Linked DNA regions of Homo sapiens: region 1 is linked to region 2. A link is an interaction called in ENCODE POLR2A ChIA-PET data of the cell type or tissue named here. Cell type or tissue: B cell. All regions are shown on one strand. Each heading gives the region's core, and the rest is flanking DNA. Links, peaks and the distances in the headings are about the cores only. Region 1 has its middle 30 kb from the start of SDE2. Region 2 has its middle 27 kb from the start of LINC01703.

Evidence for each region. Peaks named below come from ENCODE experiments on the same cell type or tissue, not always from the same donor. Only the 100,000 strongest peaks of a DNase experiment are listed, where the experiment ranks them.
Region 1: POLR2A ChIA-PET joins it to region 2 with 11 read pairs; 5 of 35 experiments call an interaction of 5 or more read pairs at or near these places.

Annotation. Positions count from the first base shown.
Region 1 is chr1:226,024,659-226,034,126 of GRCh38, reverse strand. No RefSeq gene overlaps it. Among named protein-coding and RNA genes, the nearest start is that of SDE2, 30 kb to the right of the region's middle. RefSeq lists an enhancer at 3,880-3,929. In B cell, for the core only: no CTCF peak of the experiment used is centred there; DNase peaks (open chromatin) are centred at 3,676, 4,956 and 5,516; H3K4me3 peaks cover 648 bases; H3K27ac peaks cover 2,956 bases.
Region 2 is chr1:226,105,830-226,115,297 of GRCh38, reverse strand. No RefSeq gene overlaps it. Among named protein-coding and RNA genes, the nearest start is that of LINC01703, 27 kb to the right of the region's middle. RefSeq lists enhancers at 1-218, 3,296-3,803 and silencers at 4,222-4,271, 4,652-5,111, 5,192-5,291, 6,839-7,033. In B cell, for the core only: a CTCF peak has its summit at 5,553; DNase peaks (open chromatin) are centred at 3,767, 4,577, 5,257, 7,267 and 1 weaker place; H3K4me3 peaks cover 2,900 bases; H3K27ac peaks cover 5,116 bases.

The sequences.
Region 1 (9,468 bases), core at 923-8,922, 81 kb after region 2:
ACTTTAGAGTCTGTTCCTTAAAGGGAGCTCAGAAATTCTTTTGGGATCCATATCCCCTTGTCATTCAGCATTCCAGTACATTCCAGTGGCTGTCCTACTGCAAGCACCTGGGATTCTTCACCTGACAGTTTTCCTTCCACCTGAGACACAGACATGCTGAAGGGTTACTGACCCTACGAGCAGGCCTCAGCCAATGATGGATGGAAACCGGAGGCTCCCCATCTTCCTCACCTCTTGGGTAGGAAAGCTCAGAGGCATGTTCTGCACTGTCTCCCAGGGTCCCCAGTAGGACTGAACCCCAGCTGCAGTTACACAGAAGCAACTTGCTTAATAATGTTCCTTTTCTTGGCTTCCTTCCCTTTCCTGCCTTACTTCCCCACTCTAGTCTTCCCGCAATCACCTCTTAAACAAACTAGTTGAATCTAGAAACAGAAAGTAGAGTGATTGCTAGGGGGTAGGGGAAGGAGGGAATGGGGAGTTATTTGGTTTAAGGTATACGGTTCAGTTTTACAGGATGAAAAGTGTTATAGAGATGGATGATGGTGATGACTGCACAACATTGTGAATGTGTTTAATATCACTGAATTGGACACTAACACTTATTAAGATGGGGCCGGGCACGACAGCTCACGCCTGTAATCCCAGCACTTTGAGAGGCCTAGGCGGGCAGATCATCAAGTCAGGAGTTCGAGACCAGCCTGACCAACATGGTGAAACCCCGTCTGTACTAAAAATACAAAAATTAGCGGGGTGTGGTGGCACATGCCTGTAATCTCAGCTACTCAGGAGGCTGAGGCAGGAGAATCGCTTGAACACGGGAGGCAGAGGTTTCAGTGAGCCAAGATCATGCTACTGTACTCCAGCCTGGGTGACAGAGCGAAACTGCATCTCAAAAAAAAAAAAAAAAAAAAAAACCAAACAAAAAAAACAACTTATTAAGATGGTAAATTGTATGTTACATGTATTTTCCACAATTTAAAAAAATGAAACAAAACGAAATATACAGAACAAAACTAGTCGCACTCAAATCCTGCCTTAAGGTGTGATTCTGGGACAACCTAACCTAAGGTAATAGGAATCTATATTAATTTTGGGTAGCAGAGAAAAAAAGCACTTACAAGCTGAGTTTAGGGTTATTTATACATGGCATCCAACTAAAAGAAACCTGAAATCAGCAAAGACTAGAAATGAGAAAAAGAGTCTAGCAGGTCTGGGGAGGAAAATGAAGAATCAGACACCATCTTCAACAAGTTAGTCAAATGTGACTAACCTGGGAATGGTTAAATTTCCCAGCTATAGATAGGTAATATCCTAAGATTCCTCACAGTGTAATAAAGCAGATTTTTTGCATCCTAAACCTGAACGTAGCAATTTGGACATGTCACAGAGGCAGGGCACAGAAGAGGCAGCCAGACTTCAGCCCTCCAGCGATTAGTAAGTAGAAGTGACCAGCAGTTTTGGGCTGCCCAGCACCTATTGCCACTATCTTGTTAATTGTACCCTGTTTTTCCTTGAATGTCTCCAAGATACCTCAAAATCAGTAAGTCGAAAACCAAACTCATGATTCTCCCTGCCAGACCCAGGCTTCTTTGAGCATTCCATAGGTCAAGATGGTGCCATCATCCATCTATGTAGGCAAGCCAAATATGATGGCCCCAGACTGGTTCCCTTCTCTCCTTCCCTGTATACAATCCGTCACCAAGTCCTGCAATTTTACTTCCTCAATTTCTTATGGGTTTTTGTTTTGTTTTGTTTTGTTTTTGTTGTTGTTGTTTTTTTTTTTTTAGATGGAGTTTTGCTCTGTCACCCAGGCTGGAGTGCAGTGGCATGATCTCGGCTCCCTGCAACTTCCTCCTCCTGGGTTTAAGCCATTCTCATGCCTCAGCCTCCCAGGTAGCTGGGATTACAGGCATGCACCACCACACCCAGCCAAGTTTTTCTTTCTTTTTTTTTTTTTTTTTTTGCATTCTTAATGGAGATGTGGTTTCTTCATGTTGGCCAGGCTGGTCTCAAACTCCTGATCTCAGGTGAACCACCCGTCTCGGCTTCCCAAAGTGCTGGGATTACAGGTGTGAGCCATGGTGCCAGGCCTACTTCCTCAATTTCTGTTAAACTCATCAATTTCTCTCTGTATCCACCACTATGACTACTCCAGTCCAAGTCCCTGCCATCTCAGCTTCCAAAATAGTTTCCCAGCTGTGTCACTCAGTAACAGGGCAATCCCTGTGTGATGGTTAATTTTAGGCATCAACTTGACTGGATTAAGGGATACTGAGCTGGTGAAGCATTATTTCTGGGTATGTTGGTGAGGGTATTTCCATAAGAGATGGGCATTTGAATCAGTGGACTGAGTAAAGAAAATCCACTCTCACCCAATGTGGCTGGGCACCATCCAATCCTTTGACGGCCTGAATAGAACCAAAAGGTATAAGACAGGCAAATTCTCACTTTCTCACTCCTGAAACTGGGACACCCTCTTCTCCTGCCCTTGGATGTCAGAACTCCAGGTTCTCTGGTTCTTTGGACCCTGGAACTTGCACCAGCAGCCAGTCTGTTTCTCAGGCCTCTTGCTTTGGACTCAGAATTACACTGTCAGATTCCCTGGTTCTCTAGCTTGCAGACAGCATATAGTGAGACTTCTCAGCCTCCATAATCATGTGAGCCAATTCCTATAATAAATCTTCTCTCGGCTGGGCGCGGTGGCTCACACCTGTAATCCTAGCACTTTGGGAGGCCAAGGCGGGCGGATCACCTGTGGTCAGGAGTTTGAGAGCAACCTGGCCAACATGGTGAAACCCCATCTCTACTAACTACAAAAATTAGCCTGCGTGACGGCAGGCACCTGTAATCCCAGCTACTCGGGAGGCTGAGGCAGGAGAATCGCTTGAACCTGGGAGGCAGAATTTGCAGCGAGCTGAGATCGTGCCACTGCACTCCAGCCTGGGTGACAGAGTGAGACTGTCTCAAAAAAAAAAAAAATGAAAAATAAATCTTATCTTCTATCTATCTATCTATCTATCTATCTATCTATCTATCTATCTATCATCTATAATAAATCATCTCTCATCTCTGTCATCTATCTATCCATCCATCCATCTCTCTCTTTCTCCTATTGATTCTCTGTCTCTCTGGAGAAGCCTAATACACTCTGGGCATACAAAGCCCTCCTGACACCCCCTCAGTTTCTTCTTAGGGAACTGCCCCTGGCCACACTTCCCAACCTCAGGACTCCTACACATTCTCACAGTCCATGTACCTCATTGTTTTTAGCGTTCAGTCATAGTTGTAACATAAAACATTTGTAAATATATTTTTATTGTGAGAACGTTCAGTATAACGAAATACAGAGAACAACATATCAAGCACCTATGTAGTCATAACCCAGAATTAACAATATTAACACATGTTAACTTTCTGCCATATTTATTTCAAATTTCGTTTTACGTTTAAAAGAAATCAAACATAAAACAGATGTGGTTAAAATCCACTTGAACAGTATTTCCCTTCTCCTCCACTTCTGTTCTCTCTCCCTCTTCAGAGGAACTAGCAACAAGAATTTCAATGTATTTCTTTCTCATTCATGTTTTTATGCTTTTAATAGATAAGGTGTATTTTCAAAACCATTGGTTGTTCCTATTGTTTTTTGGTTGTTGTTGAGACAGAGTCTCGCTCTGTCGCCCAGGCTGGAGTGCAGTGGCGCTATCTCAGTTCACTGCAACCTCTGCCTCTTGGGTTTGAGCGATTTTCCTGACTCAGCCTCCTGAGTAGCTGGGACTATGGGCACGCACCACCACGCCTGGCTAATTTTTGTATTTTTAGTAGAGACGGGGTTTCACCATGTTGCCCAGACTGGTCTTGAACTCTTGAGCTCAGGTGATCTGCCTGTCTCGGCCTCCCAAAGTGCTGGGAATACAGGCGTGAGCTACCGCACCTGGCCTATTCCTACAGTTTCTAAAAGCAGATATAATTAGTTTTAATTTAAACCACTTTGATTTCATTCAAGCCGAGAATATCTTGGTCCTCAGATGGTGGATTCAGAAGGGAACCAAAGAGGGTTTTCATTCTGTCTCATCGTGGAGAAACAGCAGCAAGAACAACCAGCTCATCTTTCTTCTTCTTCCACTTCCCCCCAAGTACCAGAGGGGAGCTGGGGCCAGCAATATCCATCAGAGAATATCAAAGCAGAAGCACATAATGTTTTGGCACCTGTGGGCTTACCTGGTGGCATCATAAGCATCTAACACCAGCCCTGAGAGTTGAACATTTTAAAAATAGGTAAAAATACAGTGGATGAACAGGTGGCCTCAAGTTTCTGTGCCGCCTGGTCCTGGAGACATGGTGCTGTGCTCAGGTTGGCTTCCAGCCTACTTCCAGTCTGCTCCCTGTCTGCTTGAGCCATGTGGCCCTGCTGCTGGAGGCTTGGCATCTGAAGATGTGAAGCTTTTGGTTAAGAGGCTCAAAGTGCCTCTCAGTTGTTACATGGAATTAATAAGGGTGAGTAAGTGCCCGCGGCCTTCTCTGGGACACTTTCCCCTCTTTGGTTTGTTACAGAAGATAAGGCTAAATAAATTTTATATTGATTGCTTCCAGACACAAAGGAGGACATCAAAGAGGAGTAAACTCCTTTCTTTCCAAGTGATAGCGCCAGCCAATCTGTCTAGTCTAGATTGAGAATTATACCTTGCCGTGACAAAGGGTCCAAAGAACATAGTCAACTCATCATCCTTGGCCAGGAATAAAGTTATTGCTTCTTAAGGGGCGGAGAACTCTCTGGCCTCATATCGTTAACATACTTGCCACCTCTAACTAGACCCAGTCAGGCCCAATGAGCTCCATTAGAGTGAAACTCAGAACCTGCTAATACCGAAGTGTCAATGGACAACAGTATTTGTTTATGTGTAAAACTGGTACTTTTTTTTTTTTTTGGTGGAAAATGAGGAAGTGAAAAGAACGTGACCTTTGGAGTCACACAGACCTGGGTTTCTCTCCTGGCACCGCCTCTGACCTGCTGTGTCACATGAGCTTTCTGAGCTTTAGTTTCCACTTCTATGACACAAGGAGAAAATTCCCATCTTATAGGGAGAATTTAGTGAAAGGACTGAGCATTTTTTCTGGGAGATGATTGGATCCCTTCATCTGATTTTTTTTTTTTTTTTTGAGACAGAGTCTTGCTCTGTTACCCAGGCTGGGGTGCAGTGGCCCGATCTCAGCTCACCACAACCTCCACCTCCCAGGTTCAAGTGATTCTTGTGCCTCAGCCTCCCAAGTAGCTGGGATTACAGGCACGCACCACCATGCCCGGCTAATTTTTGTATTTTTAGCATGGACGGGGTTTTGCCATGTTGGCCAGGCTGGTCTCGAACTCCTGACCTCAAGTGATCTGCCTGCCTTGGCCTTCCAAAGTGCTAGGATTATGGGCGTGAGCCACTGCACCCGATCCCTTCATCTGAATTTGGAGAGGGCAAAAGTTTGAACTCTGGGTTGTGCCTGGGAAAGGTGGATATGAGGTGAAGATCAGATTCGGGCAACCACAGGAGTTGACAGAGTCTGCTGGCCCTGCCATCATTTAGTGACTGGTAGAAGGCTGCTGCGGTGAGAGCTGGCTTTGCTTCGATCCTGTTAAGTAAACCACCAGGATGCTTCAGTGTTTGGAGCGGCCTTCTTTGGTCACCCACTGTGACCTGGGGCAGAAAGCTTCCAATCTCGTTCCCACGGGAGTGTTAGAGTGTTATCCATGTTAGGAAAGAGAGTGGTTTTCATTTTCAGAAGAACACGAACACATTGGCCTCCAGATGAATATGCAGCTTCAAAGCTTCTAAAATAGCTGGCTATCCCTTGTCCTGAGTTTTTGCTCAAGGTTTATGACACTGCTGTCGGATGTCTGTTGCCCCATATTGGCTAGACCGGAAAAGTGGAATCTCTTCTCCCTCTCCACATCTGAAAGAGCAACACTGTCTGCTGTCCTACAGAGCCTGTCATTGATCTATGATTTGGCCTCTCACCTTAGACTGTTCTCAATAGGTAGAACAGCGCTCCACCTTCGCCCATGTGTAACATTAGGCTGTATAAACACTACCAAAGGAAACATACATTATTCAGGGAATGTGAGTGTGTAGGTCCCACGCCCACAGTGTGTCATGGACTCACCAAAGAGATGTGTTGCAAATAATGAGTGGCATCTTGTTTCAAACAATGCAAAGCCAACAATAATAGGAAAAATGACACTTCTCTGGATTCTCCAGCTAAGAAAACACAAAGCAGTTTTGGTGGATGGAGTTCAAGCCAATGACTTTTCTACCTAAATTATTCTTTTAGTTCTTTCAAGCTGGTTTTGCAAGGTTTTAAGGAAGCCACCCAGTTGTGGGTGGAGCATTTTCTTCTGGGAGCTACTCCCAGGTACATGAAATATCATTCAGAAATGAGCAAGACATGTTCACAAGGCCAAGGGCTTCTTTGGGGCCATAGTTACACTTCACTATGTGCTGTTCACACATGGATTTTTGGTTTGACTTGTAAACCCTAGCCTGTTGTTGGCAGGCATTAAAAAATATGTGTCAGCCAGGCGTGGGGTCTCACGCCTGTAATCCCAGCACTTTGGGATGCCGAGTTGGGAGGATCACTTGAACTCAGGAGTTTGAGACCAGCCTAGACAACAGGGCAAAACCCCATCTCTACACAAAATACAAAAAATTAGCCGGGTGTAGTGTCATGTGCCTGTAGTCTCAGCTACTGGGGGGCTGAGGCAGGAGAATCTCTTCAGTCTGAGAGGCCAAGGCTGCAGTGAGCTGTGATCGTCCCATTGTACTCCAGCCTGGGTGACTAAGTGAGACCCTGTCTCAAAGAAAAAAGAAAGAAGGAAAGAAAATATGTGTTAATGATGGGGAATCTGATCATTAAAAATATGCATATATGTGGAATAATAAAGTATATGATATTTATCCTTCCTTTGTTTGTTATGACAGTATTTCCCCAGAGCTTAGGTGGCAGGTATCAGAGTGTTTTACATGTAGTCCACATCTTGTATTACATGCTCATTCTCGGAGTTGGGCTTTGGCAGAGATGCTAAACACACAGATGCCAATTAGGAAACTAAAATCCAGTCATTACCCAGAGATTAAATATTTCAACACAGTGTCTCAAACTATAATTAAAGGCAGTGAGCTTTGTTACTGGGAGAACAAAAACAGAGAGAGGCAGACAACTATTTTTGGAATTGTCCTTATCTTCAACACGATCTACTCTATACATTTATCAAGTTGTTTACTGTACTTGCAACTTTACAAATCAGTCTAAATAAAACATCATAAAATGACATGTTTGCTGGCCGAGTGCAGTGGCTCATGCCTGTAATCCCAGCACTTTGGGAGGCTGAGGCAGGAGGATCACTTTTTTCTTTTTCTTATTTTTTTGAGACAGAGTCTCTCTCTGTCACCCAGGCTGGAGTGCAGTGGCATGATCTCAGCTCACTGCAATCTTTGCCTCCCGGGTTCAAGCAATTCTCCTGTCTCAGCCTCCCGAGTAGCTGGGACTACAGGCGGCCACCACCATGCCTGGCTAATTTTTGTATTTTTAGTAGAGACAGGGTTTTACCATGTTAACCAGGCTGGTCTTGAACTTCTGACCTCAGGTGATAGGAGGATCACTTAAAGCCAGAATTTCAAGACCAGCCTGGGCAACAAAGTGAAACCCCATCCCTACAAAATATTTGGTGACACACATCTGTAGTCCCAGCTACTCGGGGAGGCTGAGGTGGGAGGATCACTTGAGCCCAGGAGGTTGAGGCTGCAGTGAGCTAAGATTACGCCACCGCACTCCAGCCTGGGTGACAGAGTGAGACTCTATCTCTAAAAATAAATAAGCAGGGCCAGGCGCAGTGGCTCACGCCTGTAATCCTAGCACTCTGGGAGGCAGAGGTGGGCAGATCACTTGAGGTCAGGAGTTGGAGACCAGCATGGCCAACATCATGAAACCCCCGCCTGGGCGCGGTAGCTCACGCCTGTAATCCCAGCACTTTGGGAGGCCAAGGCGGGCGGATCACGAGGTCAGGAGATCGAGACCATCCTGACTAACACGGTGAAACCCTGTCTCTACTAAAAATACAAAAAAATTAGCCGGGCGTGGTGGCAGGTGCCTGTAGTCCCAGCTACTCGGGAGGCTGAGGCAGGAGAATGGCGTGAACCCGGGAGGTGGAGCTTGCAGTGAGCCGAGATCACGCCACTGCACTCCAGTCTAGGCGACAGAGAGAGACTCCGTCTAAAAAAAAAAGAAGAAAAAAAAAGAAAGAAACCTCCTCTCTGCTAAAAATACAAAAATTAGCTGCGCATGGTGGTGGGCACTAGTAACCGCAGCTACTCCAAAGGCTGAGGAGGCAGGAGACCGGAAGGCGGAGGTTGCAGTGAGCCGAGATTGCGCCACTACAGCCCGGGAGAAAGAGTGAGACTCCGTCTCGAAAAATAAATAAATAAACAAACAAACAAATAAGTGATGCAGCTGTGAAGTGGCCTAGGGAGAAGTAGGGAGGAAACAGGCAAAAGAAGAGATGGTAGGAATAAGAGACAGAGAGAGACAGACCTCCTCCCTGCCACCCCCAGAAAGGTTAAGAAAGAAAATTAAAAAAAAAAAAAAAAAAAAGCCAGGCACAGTGGCTCACACCTGTAATCCCAGCACTTTGAGAGGCCGAGGTAGGCGGATCACTTGAAGTCAGGAGTTCGAAACCAGCCTGGCCAACATAGTGAAACTCTGTCTCTACTAAAAATACAAAAACTTGGCTGTGTGTGGTGGCGGGCACCTGTAATCCCAGCTACTTGGGAGGCTGAGGCAGGAGAATTGCTTGAACCTGGGAGGCGGAGGTTGCAGTGAGTGGAGATAGCACCACTGCACTCCAGCCTGGGCGACAGAGTGACACTCCTTCTCAAAAAAATAAAAAATAAAATAAAATCAATCAATTAAAATCCGTAGTCTTTGCACCACATTTTAAGTGGTAGTACAGTTCAATTTTGCCCTAAATTTACTATTTGTATTTTGTTATATCTTCTAAATCAAAGTATAATTGCAAGAGTATAAAGTACACATACACTATGTGCATGTCTTGAGCATATACTAATAAAATTATTTACTTTTTTTTTTTTTTTGAGACGGAGTCTTGCTCAGTCGCCCAGGCTGGAGTGCAATGGCGGGATCTCGGCTCACTGCAAGCTCCGCCTCCCGGGTTCACGCCATTCTCCTGCCTTAGTCTCCTGAGTAGCTGGGACTACGGGCGTCCGCCACCACGCCTGGCTAATTTTTTTGCATTTTTAGTAGAGACGGGGTTTCACCGTGTTAGCAAGGATGGTCTCGATCTCCTGACTCGTGATCCGCCCGTCTCGGCCTCACAAAGTGCTGGGATTACAGGCGTGAGCCACTGAGCCCGGCCAAAATTATTTACTTTATAAATATCAAAGTTTATCATTGTAGAAATGACAGGTCATA
Region 2 (9,468 bases), core at 1,012-9,011:
CCGCCCCGTCTGAGAAGTGAGGAGACCCTCTGCCTGGCAACCGCCCTGTCTGAGAAGTGAGGAGCCCCTCCGCCCAGCAGCCGCCCCGTCTGAGAAGTGGGGAGCCCCTCCGCCCGGCAGCCACCCCGTCTGGGAAGTGAGGAGCGTCTCCGCCCGGCAGCCACCCCGTCCGGGAGGGAGGTGGGGGGGTCAGCCCCCTGCCTGGCCAGCCGCCCCCTCCGGGAGGTGAGGGGCGCCTCTGCCCGGCCGCCCTACTGGGAAGTGAGGAGCCCCTCTGCCTGGCCGGCCGCCCCGACCGGGAGGGAGGTGGGGGGGGTCAGCCCCCCACCCGGCCAGCCGCCCCGTCCGGGAGGGAGGTGGGGGGGTCAGCCCCCCGCCCGGCCAGCCGCCCCATCCGGGAGGTGAGGGGCGCCTCTGCCCGGCCGCCCCTACTGGGAAGTGAGGAGCCCCTCTGCCCGGCCACCACCCCGTCTGGGAGGTGTACCCAACAGCTCATTGAGAACGGGCCATGATGACAATGGCAGTTTTGTGGAACAGAAAGGGGGCAAAGGTGGGGAAAAGATTGAGAAATCGGATGGTTGCTGTGTCTGTGTAGAAAGAGGTAGACATGGGAGACTTTTCATTTTGTTCTGTACTAAGAAAAATTCTTCTGCCTTGGGATCCTGTTGATCTGTGACCTTACCCCCAACCCTGTGCTCTCTGAAACATGTGCTGTGTCCACTCAGGGTTAAATGGATTAAGGGCGGTGCAAGATGTGCTTTGTTAAACAGATGCTTGAAGGCAGCATGCTCGTTAAGAGTCATCACCACTCCCTAATCTCAAGTACCCAGGGACACAAACACTGCGGAAGGCCGCAGGGTCCTCTGCCTAGGAAAACCAGAGACCTTTGTTCACTTGTTTATCTGCTGACCTTCCCTCCACTATTGTCCTGTGACCCTGCCAAATCCCCCTCTGCGAGAAACACCCAAGAATGATCAATAAAAAAAAAAAAAAAATAAATAAATAAATAAAAAGAAAGTCAGGCTTAAAAATAAAAACAAGCAGGCTGGGCGCAGTGGCTCACACCTGTAATCCCCGCACTTTGGGAGGCTGAGGCAGATGGATCATTTAAGGTCAGGAGTTGGAGAACAACCTGGGCAACACGGCGAAACCCTGTCTCTACTAAAAACACAAAAATTAGTTGGGTATGGTGGTGCACACCTGTAATCCCAGCTACTCGGGAGGCTGAGGTGGGAGAATCGCTTGAGCCCAGTGGGGTGGGGATGGAGGCGGAGTTTGTAGTGAGCCAAGATTGCACCACTGCACTCCAGCCTGGGTGACAGGTGACAGAGTGAGACTCTGTCTTAAAAAATAAAATAAATAAATAAAAACAAGCAGGAAAACTACTGAGCAGATCAGCGCCCGGAATAAAGGTTACTAATATTACAATAATATTTTCATTAGAACGTTCTAATTATAAAAATAAAACTTGTTTTCTTAAAAAAGAAAAGCAGCAGAAATAGCAGCAGCTGCACACTGTGAGGAGAAGGCAGACTCCAAAGAATCAGTCCAAGCCAGCCACTAAATGAACAAACAAGACGGCAACAACAATGCTGGGAAAGGGAACTGGAATCCACAGTTGTTACAATATATTTTATTTATTTACTTATTTATTTTTATGTTATTTTAATTTTTTTTGAGATGGAGTCTCACTCTGTTGCCCAGGCTGGAGTGCAATGGTGCGATCTCGGCTCACTGCAACCTCCACCTCCCGGGTTCAAGGGATTCTCCGGCCTCCACCTCCCGAGTAGCTGGGATTACAGGCATGCACCACCATGCCTGGCTAATTTTTGTAGTTTTGTAGAGATGGGGTTTCACCATGTTGGCTAGGCTGGTCTTGAACTTCTGACCTCAGGTGATCTGCCTGCCTCAGCCTCCCAAAGTGCTGGCATTACAGGCATGAACCACTGTGCCCGGCCTTATTTTATTTATTTATTTACTGAGACATGGTCTTGCTCTATCACCAAGGCTGGAGTGCAGTGGCACAATCTTGGCTCACTGCAACTTCTCGGCCTCTGAGTAGCTGGGACTACAGGCACACCAGCTAATTTTTGTATTTTTTGTAGAGACAGGGTCTCACTGTGTTGCCCAGGCTGGTCTCAAACTCCTGGCCTCAAAGGATCCTACCACCTCGACCTCCCAAAGTGCTGAAATTACAGGTGTGAGCCACCGTGTTTGGCCATATTATCTAAAATGTCCATTTGTCAACAAAAAATTGCAAGACATGCAAAGAAAAAGGAAAGTGTGACCCACACTCTGGAAAAAAAGAGAGTCAACAGAAACTCACTGAGGGGTCCCAGATGTTAGACTTTGTCTCTCTCCTTCCCTCTCTTTCTCCCTGTTCCAATTTCCAGGGACGAGGCTCTGACTGGCCAGGTTCCACCCCTGATCCTATCATCTGTGGAGGAGGTGGAGTGGGCAGAGAAAAATTGTAATAACATAGTACGTGGAAGCTACTTGACCCCACATGGGTGAAGATCATTTCCTAGAGAAAAGAGGGGTCACTGGTTCCAGTTTAGGTAGACATCCCCAGAGGTGTCTGTTGCTCTTGTTTCTTTTCTGAAAGGTAAGTGGTGACACCTCCAGGAGCCCAGTGGCATTTGGATTTGTTATCTCCCACTGGGAGGACGGCATCCTTCATTTGCTGGCCATTTCTTAGGTTGGTGATTTGCAAACATCCCTTCTCCCCATGGAGGGACTGTGTAGAGTTGGAAGAGGGGAGGGATGGGAAGAGGCTACACTAACCCTAGGCTCCTTTTCAGCAACCAAGTCTCAGAAGTGGTGCCATCATTCACTTTTGATTTAATGTAAATTGCATTAAAACAACAAAGAAATAGTTGTTGGATCTCTTTCCTCTGACTCCATTTCTGCCAATGATCAAGATTGGGCTGTGTGACCAGGACATGGGTGGGAGCCCTGACAACACTCAGGGTGGGCCCTGTGTGAACCGCAGCTCTCAAGTAGCAAGGAGAAGACAAAAGAACCAGGAATGAGAAAAATAAAAGGTATTAAAATAGGCTTAGCTACTTTGGGGTTTTCCTTTGTATTTATATTTAGCAAGGATTGTGTGCCTAACTCTGCATTAAAATAGCTGATGCTACCAGTCATTGTTCCAGGCCTTTGCACACTGCAGCCTGGCAGGCTTTCTGCAGCCAAAAGTGAAGGCAGCTGGCAGGGCCTGGCCCACCCAAGCCGAGGAGAGGGCATTTATTTCATGGACCTCCCTCACTGAACCCTCGTGGGCGTGAATGCAAACAGAAGCAGGGCACTTTGGGTATGGCTCCGAGCTGGGAAGGCTCATAGGACCAGCCATGCTCAAGGACTTAAGCCTCCAAAACGCGTCTCCTGCTGCCTGCGGCCATGGGAGCTGAGATTCCTCCACTGCATCACCAAGCCTGGCATCTCAGGGAGGCAGATGCTATAGCCAGCTCTGCTCACACTCCCTTGGGGACTCAGCGAGTCCTACCTTAAAATGCCAGAATCTGTCATATCCTCCCTACGGGCCCATTGGCCACCTGGGAGGAACAGGTGTGCCAGTGAAAGGAACAGGTGTGCCAGTGAAAGGTAGAATGGGGAAGGAGCTACAAAGGGGAGGAGGACCCTGGAGTGAGAAGGTTTATGAGACAAACCCTCCCTTTGCCCAGAGGTTTCCAAGTCTTGGCCCTGGTGCTAATGACCTGGTGCCAGTGACTTCCATGCAGAGCTGGACAGAGTCCCTGAGCAGTGGGCTGATAATCCTGCGCAGGAAGGCGGCCATAGGGTCTACCAATGACGTTAGAATACTGAGGAAGAGACAGTGTGATGTCCCTGTGTGCTTGACGACTTAAATTTATCCCCTGGGGACAGTTAGCATTTGAAGTGTCCTTGTCAGGAGCCCACACTCCAGAGGTGGCTATGTCAACTGCTTCAAATGCCTTTATCTAAATATGCACCTGGGGGTGTTAAAAATAGTTTCTTTGGGAAAATGATGGGTGTTCCAGATGTGACTGGCTGGAAAGAGTGAGCAGGCACTTATGCTGGGGAACGAAGATTACGAGTATCTGGCAAACTCCCGCCGCTCCAGCCTAGAGTTCCATCGGTATCTTGAGTTCCCCTTAGTGGGGGGATTCTGTTGGTTGATACCACAGAAGAATATAATTGCATTTGCTTCCAAGGGACTCTTTCTTGCAAGACATGTCAGAAATCCGGGCTCCCGCCGTTGGGCAGCAGCACCGTGACCTCTAGCAGGCTATTTAGCTCCGGCTTCCGCTTCTGTAGATTGGAGATGATGACAATCTTGCCAGGTGGTGGTGAGGGGTAGCCGAGCTTTAAAATGGCAAGTTTCTGCTGCAGCTCCCTCCGGCTGTGTGGCTGGAGCAAGGTCAGCAAGGCCCCGGGCCCCAGGCCCCGCCATCCCCGGCTACCCGAGAGCGCGGTCGCGGACGACTAGCCAGGACGCCCCTAGAGCCGCCCTTCCTTCCTCCGCCCGCGCCGCGCGGGCCACCCGCGGACATCTGGTGGCTAAGCAGCCTCTCCGGGCTGCTGCCTCCTCCGCCCCCGCTCCGGGAAGCCCCGAGCTGGCGCCCTCGCTCTGGTCGCAGCATCCGGGGCCGCCTCTTTCGCCCCGCGCGTGGCTCCGGAAGCAGGTCGGCTTGCCTCTGGGGATCCGCGCGCCTCTGGGGGTCCGCGCCGGCCCTGCCTTCCCCAGTGGTGGCGGGGGTCGGGGGGCGCCCAGGAGGCCCAGGGGCTGCCCCTCGGCCTCGCCGCAAGCGGCCAGCCGAGGCCAGTGGGCCAGGGCAGCTGCAGGCGCCTCCCTCCCCCGCAGCACTGAACTCCCCCGCCCCGCACTCGAGGCGGCTGCCAGGAACTGAAATATTAATAGGCACAAACTTCCTGGAAAGATTTGCGTCCTCAACACAAATGACCCCGCTTTGCCCACTGAAATAAATAAATAAAGGGCAGCTCCCGGGCCAGGCGGCAGAGGAGCCGGGGGGAACTGCCGGGGAGCCGGGGGGAACTGCCGCGAACCCGCCCCCCAGCCCGGCCTCCGCCGCGGCCCACGCGCTCTCCGCACTGCTCTTGGAACGTCCCGCGGGACGCACCGGGCGGAGGGCGCGGGCTCGGGGCTCCCTTTTTTAAGCAGGGCTTGGGCGCGCGCGGGCAGCCTGGACGCCCCGGGTGGTCGCGCGCACGCCCGGCCACGCGCACGCCCCCGCCCCCGCGCTCCCCGGAGCAGCCCCCGCCCGGCCGCGCGCCCGGCCAGCCAGCCCCTGCCCGCGAGTGACGCGCGCGCCTCCCAGCCTGCGGCTCCTCCTCTCCCGACGCAACTGGCCCGCCCTCCTCTGCGCTCCTCCGCCGGGACATCTGTCATTTAGGAACCTCAAAACAAATCTCCACCTGGCGTTTAGAAATGCGATTTGATTTTCAGAGTTCTTCGATATTCGCATCTCCCGGGATTCCCTGGGCAGGGAGGCAGCTGTGGCCCAGGAGGCCAACGCGCCTCTCCTCGCAGCAGCTCAGGAGGAGGTGACAGGCCAGGAAGCCCCACTCCGACCGCCGCTTTCCCCATGCGCCACGGATTCAGCGCCTGCTCCCATCTTGCCCATAGCACAGTTCCAAAGTAGGGAAGTGTCAGTGCCCAGCTCGACCGCATACCCCATGGAGACCGCATACCCCATGGAGCGGTCCGGACGCCCCAGCTCAGGCTTCAGGCTTCTGAAGGGAACAGCTGCATTTGTTCCAACTGTTCTCCCTACCTGGAAGCCATCCATTCATTCATTTAAAATAGTTATTGAGCGCCTAATAGGTCCTATTCTAGGCACTATTCTAGGAACTGGGGATACGGAGCAAAAACAAACACAAAAATCCCTGCGCTCCTAGAGTTTGTATTGTAATGGGAGAGACAGAGCAACCAAAGTAAAATGTAAAATATGTTAAATAGTGATCAAGCTAAGGGGAAAAAATAACCACAGGGAAGAAGGATATGAAATGTGTGTGTAGGAGAAGTTAAGTGTTGGATAGGGTGCCTGGAAAGGCCTCACTGAGAAGGCTACAGTGATTTTTGAGTAAAGGCCAGAGGGAACCAAGCAAGCCACCCACACAGATATCCGGCGGCCTGCTGTGTTCCCGGAAGAGCAGGGAGGCCAGAGTGGATGGAGCAGAGTGAAGAGGAGGTGCCTAGTGGAAGCCAGGGGCCTACCTCAGTGGCTCATGCCTTTTAATCCCAGCACTTTGAGAGGCCAAGGTGGAAGGATCACTTGAGGCCAGGGGTTCAGGACCAGCTTGGGCAACATCGCAAGCCAGCCCATCCCCTCCCCATCTCTATACTTTTTTTTTTTTTTTTTTTGGAAAATTAGCCAGGCTGGCCGGTAGGGTGGCTTACGCCTGTAATGGTAGCACTTTGGGAGGCTGAAGCTGGTGGATCACTTGAGGCCAGGAGTTGGAGACCAGCCTGGCCAACATGTATTTTTAGCTTTACTAAAAATACAAAAATTAGGCCGGTGGGGGGTCCCAGCACTTTGGGAGCTGAGGCGGGTGGATCCCCTGAGATCAAGAGTTTGAGACCAGCCGGGCCAACATGGTGAAACCCTGTCTCTACTAAAAATACAAAAATTAGCTGGGCATGGTGGCACACATCTGTAATCCCAGCTACTCAGGAGGCTGAGGCAGGAGAATCGCTTGAACCCGGGATGCGAAGTTTGCAATGAACCGAGATCATGCAATTGCACTCCAGCCTGGGCAACAAGAGTGGAACTACATCTCATAAAATATATATATACACACAAAAATTAGCTGGGTGTGGTGGCACGTGCCTGTAATCCCAGCTATGTAGGAGGCTGAGGCATGAGAATCGCTTGAACCTGGGAAGTGGAGGTTGAGTGAGCTGAGATTGTGCCACTGCACTCCAGCCTGGGCAACAGAGTGAGACTCTGCCTCAAAAAAAAAAAAGAAAGAAAGAAGAAAAGAAAATTAGGCATGATGGTGGTGCCTGTATTTCCAGCCACTTCAGAGGCTGAGGTGGGAGAATGGCTCAAACCCAGGAGTTTGAGCTGCAGTGAGCTATGAGCATGCCACTGTACTCCAGCCTGGACAGCAGAGTTAGACCCTGTCTTTGAAAATGAAAATAAGAAGCTAGGGCTGGAGAGGTAAGACAGGGGGATCAGATCTTGGAAAGAGACAGTGGGCCATTGTAAGGACTTGGGCTTACAGATGAGAGCCACTGCAGGGTTCTTTCTGAGCAGAAGAGGGACACCTCTGACTTTGAAAGCAGCACCCTGCGGGGTGGGGAGATTGTAGAAGTAAGGGCAGAAACAAGAGACCAGTCAGCAGGCTCTTGGGGTAATCCCAGGAGAGATGATTACCCTAGAGGCTGCCTAGGATGGTGGCTGAGAAAGTGAAGAGAAGGGGTGGGATTCTGGAAATATTTTAAAGGCTGACAGGATTTATCAGCAGGCCAAATATGAAGTGGGAGAGAGAAAGAAGAGAGAGGAATCAGGGAAAATCTCAAGGTTTTGGCCTGAGCAACAGGAAGAAAGGGTTGTCACTAATCAAGATGGAGAAAACTGGCCTTGCTAGTTTGGTGGGTGGGGGTGGGACTCTTAGAAGCCCAGTTTTGAACGGGTTAGGTTTCAGACACCTAGTAGATACATCTGTGTGGAGGGTTAAGTAGACACTGGTTAGGCAGGTCTGATGCAGAGGAAATGTGCAGGCTGGGGATAAATACTGGGGAGCCACCAGCACAGACCTGCTGGTATTTAAAGCCACAGTTTTCTGAGACTGTCTAGCTCTGTACTGTGCAATACAGCAGCCACTAGCCACATGTGGCTCTCCAACACATGAAATTAGTGCAAATTATGGCTGGGCATAGTGGCTCACGCCTGTAATCCTAGCACTTTGGGAGGCCGAGGCAGGTGGATCACGAGGTCAGGAGGTCGAGACCAGCCTGGGCGACAGACTGAGACTTTGTCTCAAAAAGAAAAAGAAAAAGAAAAAAAGAAATTAGTGCAAATTATGTGACTGAAGAACTAACTTTTTTTTAAGAGATTGGGTCTTGGTCTGTTGCCCAGGCTGGAGTGCAGTGGCACAATCACAGTAGCCTGGAATTCCTGGGCTCAAGCAATCCACCCACCTCAGCCTCCTGAACAACTGGGAATAGGGGCACACACCACTGTGACTAATTATTTTATTACTATTATTATTATTATTATTATTTTTTAGTGGAGATGAGATCTCCCTCTGTTGCCTAGGCTGGTCTTGAACTCCTGGCTTCAAGCAAACCTCCCACCTCGGCCTCCCAAAACACTGGGATTACAGGAATAAGCCACCATGTCCAGCCTAGAACTAAATTTTTTTTTTTTTTTGCAGCGGAGTCTTGCTCTGTCGCCAGGCTGGAGTGCAGTGGCGCGATCTCGGCTCACTGCAACCTCTGCCTCCAGGGTTCAAGCAATTCTTCTGCCTTAACCTCCCGAGTAGCTGGGACTATGGGCGCCCACCACCACTCCTGGCTAATTTTTTTTTTTTGTATTTTTAGTAGAGACGGGGTTTCACCATGTTCACCAGGATGGTCTCAATCTCTTGACCTTGTGATCTGCCTGCCTCGCCTCCCAAAGTGCTGGGATTACAAGCGTGAGCCACCACGCCCGGCCGCCTAGAACTAAATTTTTAATTTTAATTAACTTAAATTTGAAAACCGATATCTGATTCAGTTATTGAAAATGTTTTAAGTATGTTTGGAACAACTCAAGTATATAAATCTACTTTTTCAGCAGCCAAGTTTATGAAATCTAAATACCTATCAAGATTTTCTGATGAAAATTTAGCATCCAAATTGAGGTGAGCTTTAAGTGAAAAATATACAATGGATTTCAAATATTTAGTACAAAAACTAAAATATTTCATTAATAGTTTTTTATTGATTACATGTTTAAATGATACTAATTGGCTACATTGGGATAAATAAAATGTTATTAAAATTAATTTCACTGGCTGGGCATGGTGGCTTATGCCTGTAATCCCAGAACTTTGGGAGGCTAAGGCAGTGGATCACCTGAGGTCAGGAGTTTCAGACCAGCCTGGCCAACATGCTGAAACCCCGTCTCTACTAAAAATACAAAAATTAGCTGGGCGTGGTGGCGCATCCCTGTAGTCCCAGCCACTTGGGAGGCTGAGGAAGGAGAATCACTTGAACTCGGGAGGCAGAGGTTGCAGTGAGCCGAGATCATGCCACTGCACTCCATCCTAGGTGACAGAGTGAGACTCCATCTCAAAATAATAATAATAATTTTACCGTTTCTTATTACTTTTTTTTTTTTTTTTGAGACAGTCTCACTCTGTCGCCCAGGCTGGAGTGCAGTGGCGTGATCTCGGCTCACTGCAACCTCTGCCTCCTGGGTTCAAGTGATTCTTGTGCCTCAGCCTCTCGAGTAGCTGGGATTACAGGCACTCACCACC